2 separate regions of the Homo sapiens genome follow, and region 2 is linked to region 1. The links are chromatin loops, found by intact Hi-C in ENCODE. Cell type or tissue: heart left ventricle. All regions are shown on one strand. Each heading gives the region's core, and the rest is flanking DNA. Links, peaks and the distances in the headings are about the cores only.

Evidence for each region. Hi-C counts contacts between places; a loop is a spot of excess contacts. Peaks named below come from ENCODE experiments on the same cell type or tissue, not always from the same donor. Only the 100,000 strongest peaks of a DNase experiment are listed, where the experiment ranks them.
Region 2: a loop joins it to region 1, with 3 times the contacts of the local background. A loop is called at or near these places in 17 of 110 quality-filtered maps.

What each region holds. Positions count from the first base shown.
Region 1 is chrX:120,362,351-120,370,350 of GRCh38, forward strand. It overlaps ATP1B4 (ATPase Na+/K+ transporting family member beta 4), which reads left to right. Exons shown (of 8, transcript NM_001142447.3): 2 at 4,175-4,439. Among named protein-coding and RNA genes, the nearest start is that of ATP1B4, 4.3 kb to the left of the region's middle. In heart left ventricle, for the core only: CTCF peaks have their summits at 3,124 (motif pointing right) and 3,323; a DNase peak (open chromatin) is centred at 3,151; H3K27ac peaks cover 1,258 bases.
Region 2 is chrX:120,470,924-120,482,689 of GRCh38, forward strand. No RefSeq gene overlaps it. Among named protein-coding and RNA genes, the nearest start is that of LAMP2, 7.5 kb to the left of the region's middle. In heart left ventricle, for the core only: a CTCF peak has its summit at 4,716; no DNase peak of the experiment used is centred there.

The sequences.
Region 1 (8,000 bases), core at 1-8,000:
GAAGTTTAGGGGAGCCCAGGGTTTCAAAAAGGAGCAGTGACTCCCAGCACCCCCGGGCACCCTAAACTGCTGGATAAAAGGAGGAAGCCCCTCTTCCTGTGAAACAAAGATAAGGGAAGGAGAAGATAACAGAGAATAAGTGGCTTCTAAAATCTTTTCCTGGGAGTATAGAATTTTCACAGACCTTTTGGAGTATAAAAGTTTAATTCTAATAGCAAGAAATTTAGCCAAGAGGGAAGGAAGGAGGAAGAGGAAATGAAAGGCACTGCCTACCCAGCTGTCTCTTGGGTGGTAGCTTCTTAGAGTCCAGCTGCTCTCTTTCTAAAGTAGAAATTCCAAACTATAGCTAAAATCATAGAATCCCCAATAGGAGCAGGGAGGAATCCTAGACATTATCTCTCCAGAACCCCTCATTACCTAAAGGAGGCTGCTGTGGCTCAGAGTACAGGAGTGACTTGCAAGTTAGTGGAGGAGCCAAAGTGAAAATGCAATATCCTCACTGCTAATCTTGTACTCTTTCCATTGTATTTGCAGAATGCATCTTCCAAACCCCCGATCTGCCACTACCCATTGCCATCCTGACTGCCACCCCACACTGCCCAACATGTAGACACACATACATTCTTTTGTCTCATCATTTATTTCCAGGGTGTATTACAAATTATTTGATCCAAAAGTTTATTTGCATTTATTTTGCTATAAGTCATTAATGTATGCCACACGCAGTGCTTTTTGGGGAGAGGATTTTGAAATGTTCCCCAGAGAGGATTGTGATCTCAGCCCCAGGAGGAAACAAAGCCTAAGCCATTTTTCTTTGGGTATGGCCACTTATGTAACCAGGGAGTTAAGTGAAGACTGTCAACAGCCCGCAGAAGAAAACACACATTATTCTAACCTCCTATCAATCTACAGAGGGCTTCTCTTAGCTTTTTAGCCACAATTTGAAGAACCGTTTAACTTCCCCCAAAGTTTCTTCCAGCTCTCAAAACAGTTACAATCTGCAGGGGTATAAAACTATTTCTTACTTGCCTTCTTTTCTATGTAATCTTGTTAAAATGTTGTGTATAATTTCAGTTATTTGTTAAGTGGCTTGGATTTTAAATGCATCAGGGGATCTTGCTCTTTATAATACTTGACCAAATTTAAAAATAAATTAATGCAATCCTGTGCTAATTTCTCTTTTAAAATTAACCAGCCATTCAAATGTTTATGGTGTATAAACACATGCCTTGCTGTCTTCTTTGCAGAGCACAAATTTAAAATTTATCCTTTGGGTCATACTGTTTGTTTATATATTTGTTTATATGTTTATATATTTAGATTACTCAAAATGGAGCTACCCTCTGTTCTTCAGACTCTTCCCTTTCAGGGAAACCTGATGACCCCATCACACACCCACTACCATATCCCAGCACACTCACACACACTATCACATGAGGGTAGTGCCACTTTAGGAAAGTGACAAGACAGAATCTTAGGGATAAGCATTCTCATTACCAAAGGATTTTCTATTGGATTTTGTTAAATAGTTTCACAAAGATACATTTTACACAGGATTTAATTAATGAGGATCTTTTGGGGAAGGCCTCTCTTGCACAGTGTGACCATTTCCTTTACCTGGAAACAGAGGAGAGGAGAAAAGATTCGAGGTTCCTAAAGTAAAGCTCAGGAACCTCTCACAGCCTCTCGGGTGTGAGAGCTGTAGGGGCAAATTAGCCGTGAGAAGATTAATTCTTCTCAGGAGGGTAAAGCTTTAATGACAAGCCATCTGTAATGGGATTATCATGAGAGCCAATATCTACAAATAAGATCAGTCTGAGGCCTAGGCCAGCTGCCTCCTCTGTGGAAGGTTAAAGGCAGGCATAGGTAACATGGAGAGAAAAGAAAATTGTTCAGGAAATATAAAGGGAATATATATTTCTCCTCAATGAAATGTTATACTTCAAATTCACTGAGATTCTCAGGTGCAGTAGATTCTCTGGGGGCCATGATTGCTACCCACTGTGATATACATGACAGCTCAGTCAGGGTGACAAGCTCTGTGAGAGCATTCCCGCAGAGTCCTGCATCAGGAATTTTAAGTCAGGCAGGTATCACTGATATTTGGTTAGGACCCACTGGGTACTTAACTGTCAGCTTTACACTGTGGAGGGCCATCGAGAGGCTAGAAAATATGGAATCTCCCTCTGGGTGCTCAAAATGTAGTTTGGGAGTTTAAATGTGTGCATAGGTTCACACACAAGTGAAAGATATTTAAGAACAGGTATTAATCCATTCATCATTGAGTGATGAAGTTTATTTTCCTAAGCCTTACACTGTGAGCCTATGTCAGTCAGCCATCCTTGATTATAATAAGCACCTAAAATCTTTTTTTGTGTTTTTTTGAGACAATGTCTCACTCTGTCACCCAGGCTGGAGTACAGTGGCATGATCACAGCTCACTGCAGCCTTGACCTCCCAGGCTCAAGTGATCCTCCTGCCTCAGCCTCCTGAGTAGCTAGGACTACAGGTGCATGCCACCATGCCTGGTTAATTTTTTTTTAATTTTGTAGAGACAGGGTCTCACTATGTTGCTCAGGCTGTCATCAAACTCCTGGGTTCAAGTGATCCTCCTTTCTTGGCCTCCCAAAGTGTCGGGATTACAGGCTTGAGCCCTAAAATCGTTTAGGAACACAGAACCTAAGGCACTGTGCTTCATTAATCTACTAAGCTACCTCTAGGCACTTGTGCTCAATGTGATAGAGGAGAAACATCATTGTCCAGGGTATCAAGAGACATAGGTTCCGAGACCGTCAACTCTATCATGAATTTACTGCATGGTTTTGGCTAGATCCTGTCCCATCTCTGGGCCTCAGATGGATAAGTAAATCTTGAAGGTCTCTGTCGGTTCTGATGTGATATTTTATATAGAGCTGTACATTGGAACAAATTAGAGAGCAATTCAAGAGGGCTTATAATCAAGAGCTAGATAGTGCTGTGCAGACTGAATGCTGAGAGCTGAGCCTTGTCATTCTGTATCACTTGTACTGATTCTGAACAATCCAATTTGCTGAGCCCTCCTCCCCCCAACAAAGGCAGCATTTTTAGCAGGGTGCCCTCTAAATGGCCTTTGAGGAATCAGGCCGGGAGGGGGCAGCACAGAGCCCCTGGTCTCTAGTGTTTGACACATCCAACCCAACAGGTGCACAGCCCCGCAACTCTTCAGACTTGGACAGCAGAGAAGGGAGGGCAGCCTCATTTTCTGCTGCTGCAATAAGCCTTGGCAAACCCCCAAAGAGCAAAGATACAACTCTCTGGCCTGTGGCTGGGAGGCATTTGAAACACCACTTGGTGAAGTCTAGGTTTCTCTCTCCCTCTCTCTTTTTCAGTTTAATTTTCTTAGAACCACTCAGAGAAGATTACAGTTTCAAATCTCAAGTAATGGCTGCAATCAGTCAATCAACAAATATGTGCTGAGTATGTATTACGTGCCCAGCTTTTTGCCTAAGCATAGGGGGAGACTAAGGAAGCCCGGGGTTCCAGCTCTCAGATGGTCTTTCCAACCAATTTAAGGTAGGAAGAGATTCAAACTAGGGCAATAATCAGAGAAGCAGCTAATAACTGCCCATCTATTGTTTCTGTTGGGAAGGAAGGCTAAGTTTTGAGGAGGGGTACAGCAGTTGGCCTCTCCTCCTGATGTCCGTCCCAGGCTATTTTTAGACACAACTTGAAATGGTGAAGTTGAGCAGCTGAATGTGTACAGGGTGTTAGGATAAAGCTGGCTTGGACTGAAAGTTTGCTATCACAGACACAATGTCTAAGACTATTCCATCCTCTTCCTGTGTGAGCTCACCTCTACTCTGATAGGACAAGGTTAAGTGGGAGGTCAAGGCCCCAGAACAGAGTAGTGATATGAGCAGTCCTTGGAGAAGAGCCCAAATGCCTGAAGCTGAGAATAAAACTTGCACCTCTATGGAAAGAATACTGAGTCAAAATGGGTCATAGAAAGGATATTTCCTCCAAAAGAACTAGGGAGAAAGAAAATCCACCTCTTGTAACAACATGTATGTTTATGGGAAAGTGGAAATTTGAAGCATCTCCAAATATTGAGTCATTTCGATTTATTTTTGGCTGGTGGGATGCACCATTGTACATTTTTTTTCAAAAAGGGTATTGTGTTTTGTCACTGTTCCAGGATGATCCGGATGAAGCGAACCAGAACTACTTAGCAGATGAAGAGGAGGAAGCAGAAGAAGAGGCTCGGGTGACGGTGGTGCCCAAATCGGAGGAGGAGGAAGAAGAGGAGGAGAAAGAAGAGGAGGAAGAGGAGGAAAAGGAGGAGGAAGAGGGTCAAGGTCAGCCAACAGGCAATGCCTGGTGGCAGAAATTGCAGATCATGAGTGAATACCTGTGGGATCCAGAGAGAAGGATGTTTCTGGCCCGAACAGGTCAGAGTTGGAGTAAGTCCCAATAGTCCCAATGCCAAAGTCTGGTGTCCTTTGCTTTTGGTGTGGTGTTCAGGGCTCCTTTACCATACGCTGGATGGGCTTGTCTGCAAACTTCTCTTTGCACTTCATGTAAAGGCATCAATGCCTAGGGAAATGCCTAGACTGTGGACAGATTCCATCAGAACAAACTCCAAATGGATGAACAAACTTGATTGTGTAACCAAAACCCACTGGGCTCAACATCAGTTGCAATGCAGAGAGACAGTGAGAATGAGTTGAAAAAGCACATGATTTTTTTAAGTCCCAGTCCTGTCACTTTCTATCCACGTGACCGTGGACTCATCATTTCCCCTCTCTGAGCCTCAGTTTCCTCACATGCCAAATGAGGAAAACAATCCCTGACTTGCTTCTCTTACAGGATCAGAGTGAGGCCCCAATTAGATGTTAAAACTGTAAAGTTTAAAGAACTATGCAGAAGACTTCTTGTAAGAAATGAGACTCAAATCCCTGCTAACATGACCAAGTGTTTTTATGAGGCCCCATCACCTGGTAATGTCAGAGAAGGAGAGCCAGGAGGCGTGTCCCTGGCCCCAGCTTGTGGGTGTCTTCTTCTGCTATGATAGAGATGTTTGATCAGTGGCAGAATTATATTCCTTAGCATTTCCTCTTTGCATCACATGCTGCCATTATTTTTACTCCACAACTTCACCAGCACTCACCTCCTACAGTCTTACCCACCCTTAAACTATTAATGCTGAGCCTTCTCCTCAGGAGATTTAGCCAGTGGTAAAATTCACACTTGCCACAGTCTCTGCACAGCCCAGAAAAAGAGCAGCTGCTGGTTTGGAAATCAGTCAATCCACAGAAGAAAAAAAATAGAGGATGCCAAGGATGAAATAACAGTCCCCTAGTGCCAAGGGTCTAGGTTGCTGAAATTGATGGCCATGTCTTCTAAAGGCCCCGTTGGCTAAGAATTCTCTCCCTCAAAGTTAATGTTGCTAATTCAGCTCAGTCAAGGTGACACACTAAGCTCTGTTTCCTGGAATTAGGAATAGCACGTGGGATCTCCCTTCACCCCTCCCCAATTCCCAGCCCCACCCCTGACCATCCCACAAACTCTCAACTGGAACAAATGTACCATTTAAGGAACATTCCGACATTCTGGAAGTTGCAGACAAATACTGGACACTCACTTGGGGCTCCAAGGGTGCACAGCTGTTTCTCCCTTGCCTAAAGAGGACTGGAAAAACAAGCCTTGTGAAATGCAAGTGTGAATCTGGGAGGGGGAGCCTAAACAACCAGCCATTAGATCTTCACCAGATGAGCTGATCCAAATTGCTTCTGTGGAAGGCAATCCATAGGCCAATAAGTGGGGATGAGGGAGGAAGGTTCAAGTGCCCAGAGAAGATATGGCAATAGGGACACAGCATGATAGGCCGTAGCCAGACCTCTGAGTAGCAGATCTAAGTAGAGCCCAGGAATTCATCCACTGGGCTACCCTGGGCAAAGGGTGAATGGTAATGTTAATGCTTCAGCCATAAAGCACACGCCTTGCTGTCTTCTTTCCTGAGAACAAGGTGCCCGCTTGTGCACTTACTAATGCTGTCCCAACCTGGACATCAACCTGCCCAATATATTTACCAGGCCTATGAATATAATCTGGGCCTTTCCTTTGGTATCTACGCAACCCCTATTCTTGGAAACTCTATGTTATTTTATTGGATACCAACAAGAATCATATGAGGTAGTAATATTATTATCCCCATTTTACAGATGCAGAAACTGAGGCTTAGAGAGGGTAAGTAACTTGCCTATAGTCATATAGTTACTAAGTGGCAGTGCTGGGATTACAAATCCTGGTTGGATGAACACCAAAGTTCATTCTTTTGCCAGAACACTGCCCCATTTCATGAACTCTAACAATGAACAAGGCCCTGATGTGTAGGGCCTCAGGACTTGACACGGTGTTTTAGTGGGAGAAATGAAGAGTTGGGAGCACGGTTACTTAGTGGTCTATTCAAGCCCGGGTGGGGCATTGAGGAAAGAACTCTAGAGTACCTAGAGGAAAGACCCAAGTAATACTTGGACATCCAGGGCAGAAAGTGTCAGAGGGATCAATGGGTTCAAATGGGGACTGTGCTTGGTTTTACCTGGGGGTGGCTGAGCTAGCTATCTCAGTCTGTGATCACCTATCATAAACTCTAGGGCGCCCACTCCTGGGTGAGGCTAAGGGGACTTACTGCTAGTGTCATTCTCCCATCTACAGCTTCCTGGTCACACATCCTGGGAAAAAAGGAAGATATCTCCAAAGGAATGTACCTATGTTCCATTGCTTTCCCTTCATCCATGAAACTGAGTCTTTTGATCTCCATGGATGGCTCTAGCTGTTGATCCATTCCTAGGACAGGGATGGGGTAAAGGAATGGAGGCAGAAACACAGGGCAAATGCCATTAGATAGCCAGTGGGCAACAGCCAAGTATCACAGGCACACAGGTGCTGTCGTTTATTCTCCAGGGACTCCAACTGAATCAATGTGTTCATGTTCCAGTTCTGCTTTAGTTCATCTAATAAAATAAAAAGGGTCAGTTCCATTTCCAGTCGGATTACTATGGGTTTTTTTTCTCCCTTCCACAACACCTTTTTTGGTTAATTTTATTTGGTTCATGGTTCAATTTAAAAATTAACATTTGGATTCAGTTTGGGGTACAGCAAAGTTAAGTGGTTTGTTCCAGTTTCTGGTTCATAATTCAGTTCAAATCTGTAGGTCCAACATCATGTCATTTCTGTGAGCAGAGCCAAACATTGTTGCCTGAGAGAGCCCCAAGGAGGGCTTGAAAAGAGTTTCTCATCAGCAATCTCATACTCATTCACTTCACTCAGTGTTGCCTAATCCTGGGACAAACCTAGTCCTAATACAGCCCAAAGAGGGAAAATTCACACAACGGTCCTACAGCACTAATAATAATGTTAATAATAACTGATGATGACTGCCATTTATGGTGCAATTAGTATTTGCCAGGCTCTGTGCTATGCTGCTTATATGCATTAGTCAATGCTAAGAAGTAAGTACCACTATTGTACAGACGAGGAAATTGAGGCCCAGAGAGGTGAACAGCATGTCCAAGATTAATCAGCTTGGAAGTGGTGTAGTCAGGATAGGACGTTAAGGAAAGACTGAATTTCAGATATTGTTAGGGATATAGATAAGAATCCGAGGTAAGTGCTATTTTTATCCCCATCTTACCTGTGAGGAATTGGAGGTGCAAGGAAGTTCTGTAACTTGCCAAAGTTCACGGGCAAGTGTCAGTGATTAGGTACTGTCTCCTCCTTTTCCCTTCCCCACCCTGTGTTAGTGTTCTTTTTGAAAAGCAGAGCCATTTTATTCATCTTTGCTAAAGATGAATACAATTTGAAATAAGCAGGCCAAAACCTCACTTTGCCTTGATTGGAGGCAAGTCCAGTGGAAATTCATCAAAAGTTTGAATTATAGACTATGTGGAAAGAAATGCTGTTTTCATCACTTCAAATACCTATAATTATTGGAACCAAGCTGCTAGGACTCTTCAGGGCAC
Region 2 (11,766 bases), core at 546-8,545, 110 kb after region 1:
TAAAGCGGAAAAATAGAGATCATCTGTATTCCTACTATTAACATTATTATATATATTTACACACATATATACACACACCCACATCTATACTTCCAGATATTTTTCCTATGTACATACACACAAATATTCTGTAATGAGTTCATACTAAGCATACTGTTTGCTATACTTGATAGATGAACAGACAAAACCTAAAATATTCAACAGATGAAAGCATTTAAAAATCTTGAGTTGGAATAAAGCACTGATTCTCAAGTGTTAGTTTCCAAAAGAACCATCTGGTTTTGGGTTTTTTTTTTTTAACATACAGATTCCTGTACCTCATTCCCCAGAGATTCTGAAACAGTAGGTCTGTGGCAGTCTTATTAATCACTTCTTTAACAAACACCCCAAGTGATTCTGATTCTGTGGTCCATGGACCACACTTTGAGAAAAACACTGAAAGAGAGCTTCAAAATCATCTAGTCCAGGAGATTTTAATCTGGAGTTTATGTATGAGTTTAGACAGGATGGGAGAGGTGTCGGTGAATCCTCAGAAATTACATGCAACATTTATGTATGTGTATTTTTGTGGGGAAGTTTGTAGTTTTCACTAGTTCTCCAATGGGACCTGTGACTCCTTGCCCTAACCCCTACCCTAATTCAAATATTAAGAAGCACCGATCTGCCCCACTATTGTTTGCTTTAATGTAATTAATTCCTGAAAGTGAGAACATTTGTCAATGAATGTTTACTACCATAGGTGAAACTAATTTGTGAACAAGTGACCCAACACAAGACTAATGAACACTGCATACAGTGTTAGTCATTGCCTTTAGCAAAATGTCTTTTGACTGCCATCAATGAGACTTGGCAGGAGCTATGTCCTGGGCATAGTAGTCTTCAGAGAACCCACAACTGAGTTGAGCCCTCTGAAGATGCCCCACCAATACTTCCTGGACTCTAGCTCTTCTCTTTCAATTGTAAATCGCATAACTTTAATGTTCAGTAAAACCCTAAGCTCTTTCTATAAGAAGAAACAAAAAAAGAACATAGTGGAAAGAACATTGGGTTAGCAGTCAGAGGAGTTGGTTGTGAGACACCACTTACTGGCAGTGTGATCTTAGGCAGGTCACTTCATCTGTTTGAACTTCTATATCTTTATTGGTAAAATGAAATAATGAGACTAGAGCTGTTTCTTGATCCTGGCTGCATGTTGGAATCACTTGTGGAGCTTTAAAAGTGGAAAATTCCCCTTGGTCCCATCCCTTGAGATTCTGATTCAGTTTATCTGAAGTCAGGCCTGGGCATGGTGTTTTTCTCAAAACTCCCCAAAACAATATTGGTGGGCCTCAGATGATCTCTAAGTTGGCATCAGGTTTATAATTCAAGGATTCTATGTGAGTAAATGCTCATTTATTTAAAATTGGCCAGGTGCAGTGGCTCAAACCTGTAATCCCAACACTTTGGGAAGCCAAAGCAGGCAGATTGCCTGAGCTCAGGAGTTTGAGACCAGTCTGACCAACATGGTGAAACCCCATCTCTACAAAAAATTAAAAATTAGCTGGGGGTGGTGGCGTGCACCTGTAGTCCCAGCTACTTGGGGGCTGAGGCAAGAGGATTGTTCAAGTCCAGGAGGTGGAGGCTGCAGTGAGCCATGTTTGCACCACTGCACTCCAGCCTGGGTGACAGAGCAAGACCCTGTCTCTGAAAATATATGTATATATTTATATATAAGGATAGCCAGCCATGGTGGTGCACACCTGTAGTCCCAGATACCAGGGAGGCTGAGATGGGAGGGTCGCTTGAGCCCAGGAGGTTGAGGCTGCAGTGCTCTTTGATGGCGCCACTGCACTCCAGCCTATGCAAATGAGTGAGACCCTGTCTCTAACAATTAAAATAAAATAAAATACTGTCCCAATTTGTCAAATATCTGGTGTAATAAATTGTCGCCCTTTATCTCTTGAAGGTGTCATCAAATTAAAAAAATAAACACAGTGAAATATGAGCAGCCTTACAAGCGAAATCCACCCTCACCCCCATCACAACCTTTTCCTCAGGCAAATACAAATGCTGGCTCCTTGACTGGGACAGGCATCGTCGTGAGACACAACAATGTTTTGAAAGTTGTAGATACATGCTGGGTATTTTGTCAGCATAAATAGGCTAAAAATTCTCAAGTCTTTGTTTGCACTGAGCTTCCATACTCAGAAATGTTTAATGTTTTCTCCAAAAAACACTGTGAGAAAGATCCCTTTTCTTATACAGTCTCCCATTACCCTGCCCCAGATTGAAGGAGCTTTTCCTTGGCTTTCGGTGGTAGATGCAGATGTATACGTGAGACTGGGGTTAGTGTTTGAGGAAATCTGTGAGATCCCCTCCGATCTAAGCTTCACAAAGGTTGACTTGATTGTTGGTACCGCTGTATCTAGGGTGCTTTTATGTGCGCTCCTGAATATACCTCATACCACCCCAGTGCACAAACTCCTCAGCAGTCCCCCCACACTGTCCCCTACCATCATAGGTAGATTAAGACTCTTTTCAGCACCTTTGAGAGTGCATGACTTTTTGGCCAAAGAGCAGGAAATCATTGGCAAACATTTCCCTACATGTCAACATACTGAATGGTGTAAGAAATGATGACCCTATCAGATTTGGTAAATGATAGACAATGAAATGTGGGGATGAGCAGAGGAAATGAACTTAAAGGTGCAGAAGTTTAGAATGGAAGAATAATAAATAGTTATTAAATAAATGGGCTGGGCACGGTGGCTCATGCCTGTAATCCCAGCACTTTGGGAGGCCAAGAGGGATGGATCACTTGAGATCAGGAGTTCAAGACCAGCCTGGCCAACATGGCGAAACCCCATCTCTAGCAAAAAGTACAAAAATTAGCTGGGTGTGGTGGCACATGCCTTTAAACCCAGCTACTCGGGAGGCTGAGGTTCAAAAATTGCTTGAACCAGGGAGGCGAAGTTTGCAGTGAGCCAAGATCGCGCCACTGCCCTCCAGCCTCGGTGACAAAGTGGGACCCTGTCTCAAAAAATAATAATAATAAATAATAAAAATAAATAAATGAGTGCCCCTGAGGTATTGGTGTCATCTATTTGCCACCAAAAATCTTTACTTTTTAAATTTGCATTATCTTTTTATCTGCCCCATTTTTCCTTTCCCTACTCATCCTTTTTTTAGTTTCTCCTACCCTCCCTCTTTTTCCTTTCTCCTTCTGGCATGTCCCTTTTTTCTGGATAATACCTTTAATATCTACTGTCTGGATGACAGTATGGTCATCGCTCAACCCCACAGCGAGGTCACAGTGGGCTCAAGGGGCTGCCAACTCTTCAGCCAGAGTTCTCTGGATAAATGGAAACATGCCATTTTGAGTTGTTTGTTCTCCTGGCCAGTAGTATTCTCAACCTCCCCTGCCAAAAGATCTGATCCAATCTGCTAAAACAAAATGGTTTATGCATCACAACCACTGGAGGGCTTATTAAAACACAGATTACTAGGCCCCACTGTGAAGTTCAACAGCTCCGGGATAGGACACAAGAATCTGCATTTCTAGCAACTTCCCTAGTGATCTGATGCTGCTGGTCTGGAGACCACATTCTGAGTAATGAGATCTCAAACTCTCAGCAGGGGCTCTCTGTCCTCTGGGGAATGGGGTTAAGAGATGAAGGAGGGCTGGGCATGGTGGCTTATGCCTGTAATCCTAGCACTTTGGGAGGCCAAGGAGGGTGGATCACCTGAGGTCAGGAGTTCAAGACCAGCCTGGCCAACATGGCGAAACCCTGTCTCTACTAAAAAAAAAAAAAAAATACAAAAATTAGCCTGGCGTGGTGGCAGGTGCCTGTAATCCCAGCTACTCAGGAGGCTGAGGCAGGAGAATTGCTTGAACCCGGGAGGCAGAGGTTGCAGTGAGCCGAGATTGTGCCATTGCACTCCAGCCTGGGAGACAGAGCAAGACTGCGTCTCAAAAAAAAAACAAAAACAAAAACAAAAGATGAAGGAGAAGAGATTTTTATTAATTTCTGCAGTAAAGTTGTACAACGAATGGATTTTTTTTGTAATAATGAGTTTTAAATTAATGTAAATTATTAAAAATCAAATCATTTAAAATGTTATGAGCCAGGTGCGGTGGCTTATGCCTGTAATCCCAGCACTTTAGGAGGCTGAGTCCGGCAGATCACCTGAGGTCAGGAGTTTGAGACCAGCCTGACCAACATGGTGCAACCCCGTCTCTACTAATAATACAATAATAATAATAATAATAAATAATAATACAAAAATTAGCCAAGCGTGGTGGCACATGCCTGTCTGTAATCCCAGCTACTTGGGAGGCTGAGGCAGGAGAATCATTGAACCGCCCCGCCTCCCAAAAAAAAGTTATCCAAAAAGCCACCATTTCCCCTCTTTTGGACCCCAGTCCCATTGCCCAAAGTAACAACTGCTATTGGTCTTTTTTTTTTTACACTGCAGAGAAAAATCATATATGTACCAGCATATATATTTACATGCTTTTTTAAAAAAATAGACAAATATGATATTGTTTAGTGACTTACTTTTCTCACTTAGTGGCATATTTTGAAGATTATTCTTACAAATCTGTAGCTTTACCTCATTCTTTTAAAAGCCTGCATAATCTTTGTGTAGCTGTACTATAATTTACAAACATAAAAAATATTCTTAAACACCTTTTCCTCAAATCTCTAGATCTGTCTGCAGCATCACCATGTGGTTAGTATAGGGATTGCATCATAGAACAACACCACTTTATTTTATAGAGAATTTTATTTTATTTTATTTTATTTTATTTTACTTTATTTTTATTTTCTTTTTTTTTTTATTGATCATTCTTGGGTGTTTCTCGCAGAGGGGGATTTGGCAGGGTCACAGGACAATAGTGGAGGGAAGGTCAGCAGATAAACAAGTGAACAAAGGTCTCTGGTTTTCCTAGGCAGAGGACCCTGCAGCCTTCCGCAGTGTTTGGGTCCCTGGGTACTTGAGATAGAGAATTTTAATAAACCATTTAGACTTATGTCACTGTTTTGAAAACTGGAAACGTGCCACAAGATAAGCATTGCTCATCTGGCCAGCAGTTGTGATGCTGAACTAGATTTTTAGAACCCACTCAGCCATCAGATTATTATTTATTATTTATTTTTTATTTTTCGAGATGGAGTTTCACTCTTGTCACCCAGGCTGGAGTGCAGCGACGCGATCTCAGCTCACTGCAACCTCTGCCTCCCAGGTTCAAGCGATTCTTCTGCCTCAGCCTCCCGAGTAGCTGGGATTACAGGCGTGTGCCACCATGCCTGGCTAATTTTTTCTGTATTTTTAGTAGAGACAGGGTTTTGCCATGTTGGCCAGGCTGGTCTTGAACTCCTGACCTCAGGTAATCTGCCTGTCTTGGCCTCCCAAAGTGGTGGGATTACAGGTGTGGACAGCGCCCGGCCAGCCATCAGATTATTATGCGACCTTAGGAAAGTCACTTCATCCCCTTCGTGCATCTGATCTCCCTCTCCACATACAAATTATGACACACATCTCTCCCCCTCCCCCCAATTTGGAGGAAATAGGACATAGCTGACAGCAGGAAGTTGCTTCTTAGAAATTAAAACACTAGTTGGGGCCGGGCGCGGTGGCTCACACCCGTAATCCCAGCACTTTGGGAGGCCGAGGCGGGTATATCACCTGAGGTTAGGAGTTCAAGACCAGTCTGGCCAACATGGTGAAACCCCGTCTCTACTAAAAGTACAAAAATTAGCCAGACGGGGTAGCGCATGCCTGTAATTCCAGCTACTTGGGAGGCTGAAGCAGGAGAATGGCTTGAACCCAGGAGGTAGAGGCTGTAGTGAGCTGAGATTGTACCACTGCACTCCAGCCTGAGCGACAGAGTGAGACTCTGTCTCCAAAAAAAAAGAAAAGAAAAATTAAGTAACTTGCCCATGGTCACATGTCTAGTAAATGGTGCAGCCAAACCAGATTTCAAATTCTGGCAGTCCAGCCCCAGTATCCCTGCTCCTAACCATGACACTATTGTGCAAAGGTCTCTAGCACCAAGTGCTATTTCTAATCCCTGAAAAGCCTATCTGCCCATTGAACACATCGACTCAGATTGCTCACTGACACCTCCAATTTAATATATCCTAAACCAAACTCAGCATTTCTCTTTTTCTCCAAGCCAGGTGTCCCTCCCAATTTTTTTTGTTCCCACCATTCTCCCAGTCACCCAGATTAGAAATCTTGACATTACCTTTAATCCAGCTCCTCCATACCCCAAACTAGCCACACATCAACTTCTGTTGATTTTCCTTTTATTATTTTTCTTCACTCCATCCTTAGCACTCTATTCCCACCTTAGGCCAGGCCTTTATTATCTAGCTGGTCTCCTTGATTCCAATCCATTTACACACCAATGTCACAGTGATCTTCCTCAGATAATGCTTTTACCACATCCTGCTCCTATTTAAAATCTTTTGATAGCTCTCTCTCCCTCTCTCTCCTATTATATTAACTCTAGATTCTTCTGCTTGGCTTTTAAGGGCTTCAGTCTGGTTCCTCCCTACCGAGCCGATCTTTTCACATTACACATTCTCTGCTCTAATTTGGCTGGCCTCCTTACTGCTGCATAAGTTTTCATTCACATTACATCTGTGGCAGACATGGCTTGTTGCCTACCAGTTATTCCCCCTCCTTCCTTAGTAACAGAACCTTGATTATGTTACAGGTGACAGTGTGTTCCCCAAGAGGTGAATCATAATTGTTTTAAGCCGGTCATGCATGCAAATTTTTGCTAGTGATGGATATAGGGGTGACTAGGTGACTTAGTTCTGGCTAATGAGACATAAGGAGAACTCTGAGGGAGTTTCTGGGAAAGATTTTTCCTCTCTGAAAAAGAGATGATCATAGAAAAGAGCTCCATCAATCTCTTGCTTAAGTTACTAGAGTTAGGATGTGGTGCTTGATGGTGTGGCAGCCATCTTGGAACCATGAGAGGAGACATTGCCATTGCAATGAGGATGTCAAAACAAAAAGATAAAATTACTGATGATATTGTTGAGTTGCTACACAAACTCTGGGACTGCCCAGCTCCCGGTATCTTGTGAAGTGGTGCTGTGGACTGAATGTGATTTCCCAAAATTCATATGTTGAAGTCCTAATCTTCAATGTAATGGTATTTGGAGGTGGGACATTTGGGAGGTAATTAGGTTTAGACAAGTTCCTGAGGGTGAGCTCCCATGATGGGATTAGTGTCCTTATAAGAAGAGGAAGAGACCATAGCCCTCTTTCTTTTCAACATGTGAGGATAAAGCCAAGAAAGCAGCCATCTACAAACCAAGAAGAGTGCCCTCACCAGACACTAGATGTGCTGGCACTTTGATCTTGGACTTCCAGCCTCCAGAGTGTGAGAAATCAGTGTTTGTTGTTTAAACCACCCATTCTATGGTATTTTGTTATAGGAGCCTGAGCAGACTAAGAGAAGTGGACTAGCAAATATCTGTAAAAGTTTAAGTCACTGATAATTCGGGGATTTTGTTACTTGCATTTGAAGTCATCTGAACTAATACCGTACTCTTCATCCAGGAAGCTGTCCATTTGTTCCACCATCAATTTAAATACTGAAATGTTTTCAAGCAGCAGCTCAAACCCTACCTGCCGGCAAATTATCCCCTGACCACTGCAGACCTCACTGATCTCTTCTGCTGAACTTCTGAACTAATATTTAACAGGTGTCCTGCAGCTTGGTACTTCATTACGTTAAGCTTTTATGGAACTTTTCACTCTGTTTTCTCCCAGGTTTGCCTCTTCAACTGGGCTAAGTTTCTTGAGAACCATGCCTTCTACTACTGTAGTTTGCCTCCGGTACTGCCAGCAGTGCCTAGCATTGTGCCACACAGCTAGTGTCTCTCAACCTTCTTTGTCTGAAGAATATTGGTGGCAGTTGCTTGGAATTTTGAGTGCCAAACAAGAGGCACCTTGGTCTCTTCTCACAGTAAGTAACTTTTAACTCTAGGACATGTAATTCAAAGTCCAAAGTAAACAGATGACATGTTTTGAGCTGAAAGGGTTTATGAGATTTGACAAATTGTTCAGTAGTATTAAACCCTCAAATCTCTACCGTGGAACATATAAATCAGTGCTTCTCAATAATAGTTGCACATTAGGATCACCTGGGTAACGCTTTTAAACATACAGATGCCAGGGTCTCACCGCCAGAGATTCTGACTTAATTAATTATTTTATTTTATTTTATTTTTGAGATGGAATTTCGCTCTGTTGCCCAGGCTGGAGTGCAATGGCGTGATCTTGACTCACTGCAACCTCCACCTCCCGGGTTCAAGTGATTCTCCTGCCTCAGCCTCCCGAGTAGCTGGGAATACAGGTGCCCACCACCACGCCCAGCTAATGACTTAATTAATACAAGGTGTGTCCTGAATGGCAGCAGTTTTAAGAGGGCGCCAGATGATTCTAATGTACAGCCAGGGTTGAGACCCAGTGCTGTAGATCACTGTGTTGATGTTCTAGGGCAGGGTTCTTAAACTCCGGTGTCCATAAGTATCACCTGTGTTTTATACAAAAATGATGATTTCTGAGCCCCACTACCAGAGAGTCTAAAGGCCTGGGTGGGACCCAGGGGACTGTATTTTTAGAAAAACAGTCAGGTGATACAGATATATGTGGTATGTGGGCCACACTTTGAGAAACTCTGTTCTAAATGCACTTATACTTAGAAAATTTTATAATCTATTTTTTACTTGCTTAAGCAATTATGGTTGTCTGCCCTACAGAAAGGAAAAAAACAAGATTTGTTTAGATTAAACTGATGATTCAAACTGAAGGACAATGCTAATTTCCAATGTGCTAGAAATGAGTATAAGTATGGAAAAGAAAAAAATACATTTTAAATGACAGAAACATTTTCATGAAAATCAAGTGAGCATAAATTTTGCAAATTATCCAAATTTAGGAGGGCAAGCTAGTCCACCGATTCAGATTCAAATGCATGAAGATTTCTAATTATCTGGAACAGGAACAGTGGGCCCAAACCAGTGAGATGAAAGTGAACAGGGATAAACATAAAATCTAGTATTAGGAGCTTTAAAAAAAAATCTATCTCACAAATACAAGATGGAAGAGACCATATTAGCAAAAACTCATGGGAAAAAGATCTGCAGGATTATGTTACTGACAAATTATGAATCAACAGTGTGACTTTTTTTTTTTTTTTTTAATGAAAGTGAGCTGGGCATGGTGGCTCACGTTTACAGTCTCCAGCACTTTGGGAGTCCTCAAGGACAGGAGTTCAAGACCAGTCTGTCCAATATGGCGAATCCCCAACTCTATTAAAAACACAAAAATTCTCCAGGCGTGGTGGCGCACACCTGTAATCCCAGCCACTCAGGTGGCTGAGACACGAGAATAGCTTGAACACAGGAGGCAGAGGTTGCAGTGAGCCGGGACTGTGCCACTGCACTCCATGCTGGGCAACAGAGTGAGACTCTGTCTCAAAAAAAAAAAAAAAAGTGAAAAGTACAAGCTTGGGCCACTTAGGTAGAAAGCTCAAGCAAGCAAGTCAAGGGAGATGATATCCTAATGGACTCTGCCATGGAGTTATATATCCAGTTCTGGGTTCCACAGTTACAGAAGGACATTAACATACCAGAGAGCCTCCAGGATAGAGAGACCAGAATTGGGGAGGCTCTGGAAAATCTTCCCATGGGGACATGCTCAGGCTGGAGAACAGAATCTGTCTTAGCAGGGTAGCTAAGGTAGGTCTTCAAACCTTTCTTCTTCAAACCTTCTTCCTTCTGCCCTCTGTACAATGAACACAGGGTAGAGTGAAGAAGATATTTTCTAGAGCTCTGGAGAGCAAAGTAAAAAGGATAGTTTGTCATTAAAAGGAGCCAGGGTTCAGTTTAGTAGGAAGGGAGAGTTTTTAACAATGAAATCTTAAAAAGTAGTAACTCATAATTATTCGTTCTGAGACACCGGAAGTGTGGTTTAAAGAGAAGCTGAATTGAGCATTTGTCCAGAAAATATGAGTTTCAGTATCAGAAGACAAGTTAGATACGATGGCCTCTAAACACTCTACCAACTTGAATTCCACAGCTTTCTGAAATTTCTTGTGCCTCAGTAGTAGTTAGAGAAGAAAGTTTACAGTAAATTAAAATACATGGCTGGGCGCAGTGGCTCACGCTTCTAATCCCAGCACTTTGGGAGGTCGAGGTGGGAGGATCACCTGAGGCCAGGAGTTCGAAACTATCCTGGCCAACATGGTGAAACCCCATCTCTACTAAAAATACAAAACTTAGCCGGGCATGGTGGCACACACCTGTAATCCCAGCTACTCAGGAGGCTGAAGCAGGAGAATCACTTGAACCCGGGAGGCAGAGGCTGCAGTGAGCCAAGTTCACACCATTGCACTCCAGCCTGGGCAACAAGAACAAAATTCCATCTCAAAAAAAAAAAAAGAAAGAAAGAAAAAAAGGCCGGGTGCGGTGGCTCATGCCTGTAATCCCAGCACTTTGGGAGGCCAAGGTGGGCGGATCACGAGGTCAGGAGGTTGAGACCGTCCTGGCTACTATGGTGAAACCCTGTCTCTACTAAAAATACAAAAAATTAGCTGGGCGTAGTGGCGGGTGCCTGTAGTCCCAGCTACTAGGGAGGCTGAGGCGGGAGAATGGCGTGAACCCGGGAGGCGGAGCTTGCAGTGAGCTGAGATGGCGCCACTGCACTCCAGCCTGGGTGACAGAGCGAGACTCCATCTCAAAAAAAAAAAAAAAAAGAAAATACAAAAGGCATTCAACAGTGATATTATGAAAGGAAAGGCACATTCAATGCCATCAAACTTTCTTTCACAAATACTTCAGAAGAAAGCCTTTGACTTTTTGTTAATTACAAAACAGCTAGTGGAGAGAGACCCCTTACCCCCATTCCAGAGTTACTTGATCTGATAGGCAGAACAATGTGCCCCTGACAAAGGGGTCCATATCCTAATCCTCAGGAAAATGGGGAATTGGGGTGTCAGATGGAATTAAGTTTGCTATCATCTGACTTTAAAGTAGGGAGCTTATACAAGGTTATCCAGTGGGCCCAATGTAGTCACAAGAGTGCTTCTAAGTGAAAGAAGGAGGCAGCAGAGTCAGTCAAAGACAGAGATGTGACAATGGAAGCAGAGGTCACAGTGATACCACGTGAGAAAGACTCAACCAGCCATTGTTCCCTTTGATGTTGGAGGAAGGGGCCATGAGACAAGGAATTTAGGCAGCCTACATAAAGTAGAGAAGGCAAGGAAACAGATTCTCCCCTAGAGCCTCCAGAAACCTGTAAGTCTGGACAATGATTTTGGGGCAGTTTGAGGCCCTGGGTCCATTTTATATCCCTTCTGCATCCTCCCCTCCCTTCTACAACTCAAGTTTCAGGGAGCATACCTACAACTGTCTTCACTCGATAACTTCCTTCCAACTCAGCAGTTGCTCAAGTACTCAGACCTTTATTTATTTATTTTTATTTTTATTTATTTATTTATTTTTTGAGACAGAGTTTCACTCTGTCACCCAGGCTGGAGTGCAGTGGTGCGATCTTGGCTCACTACAACCTCCACCTCCTGGCTTCAAGCGATTCTCCTGCCTCAGCCTCCTAAGTAGCTGGGCTTACAGGCGCACGCCACCACATCCAGCTAATTTGCATATTTTTAGTAGAGATAGGGTTTCACCATGTTGGCCAGGCTGGTCTCGAGCCCTGGACTTCAAGTGATCTGCCCACCTCGGCCTTCCAATATTGTTG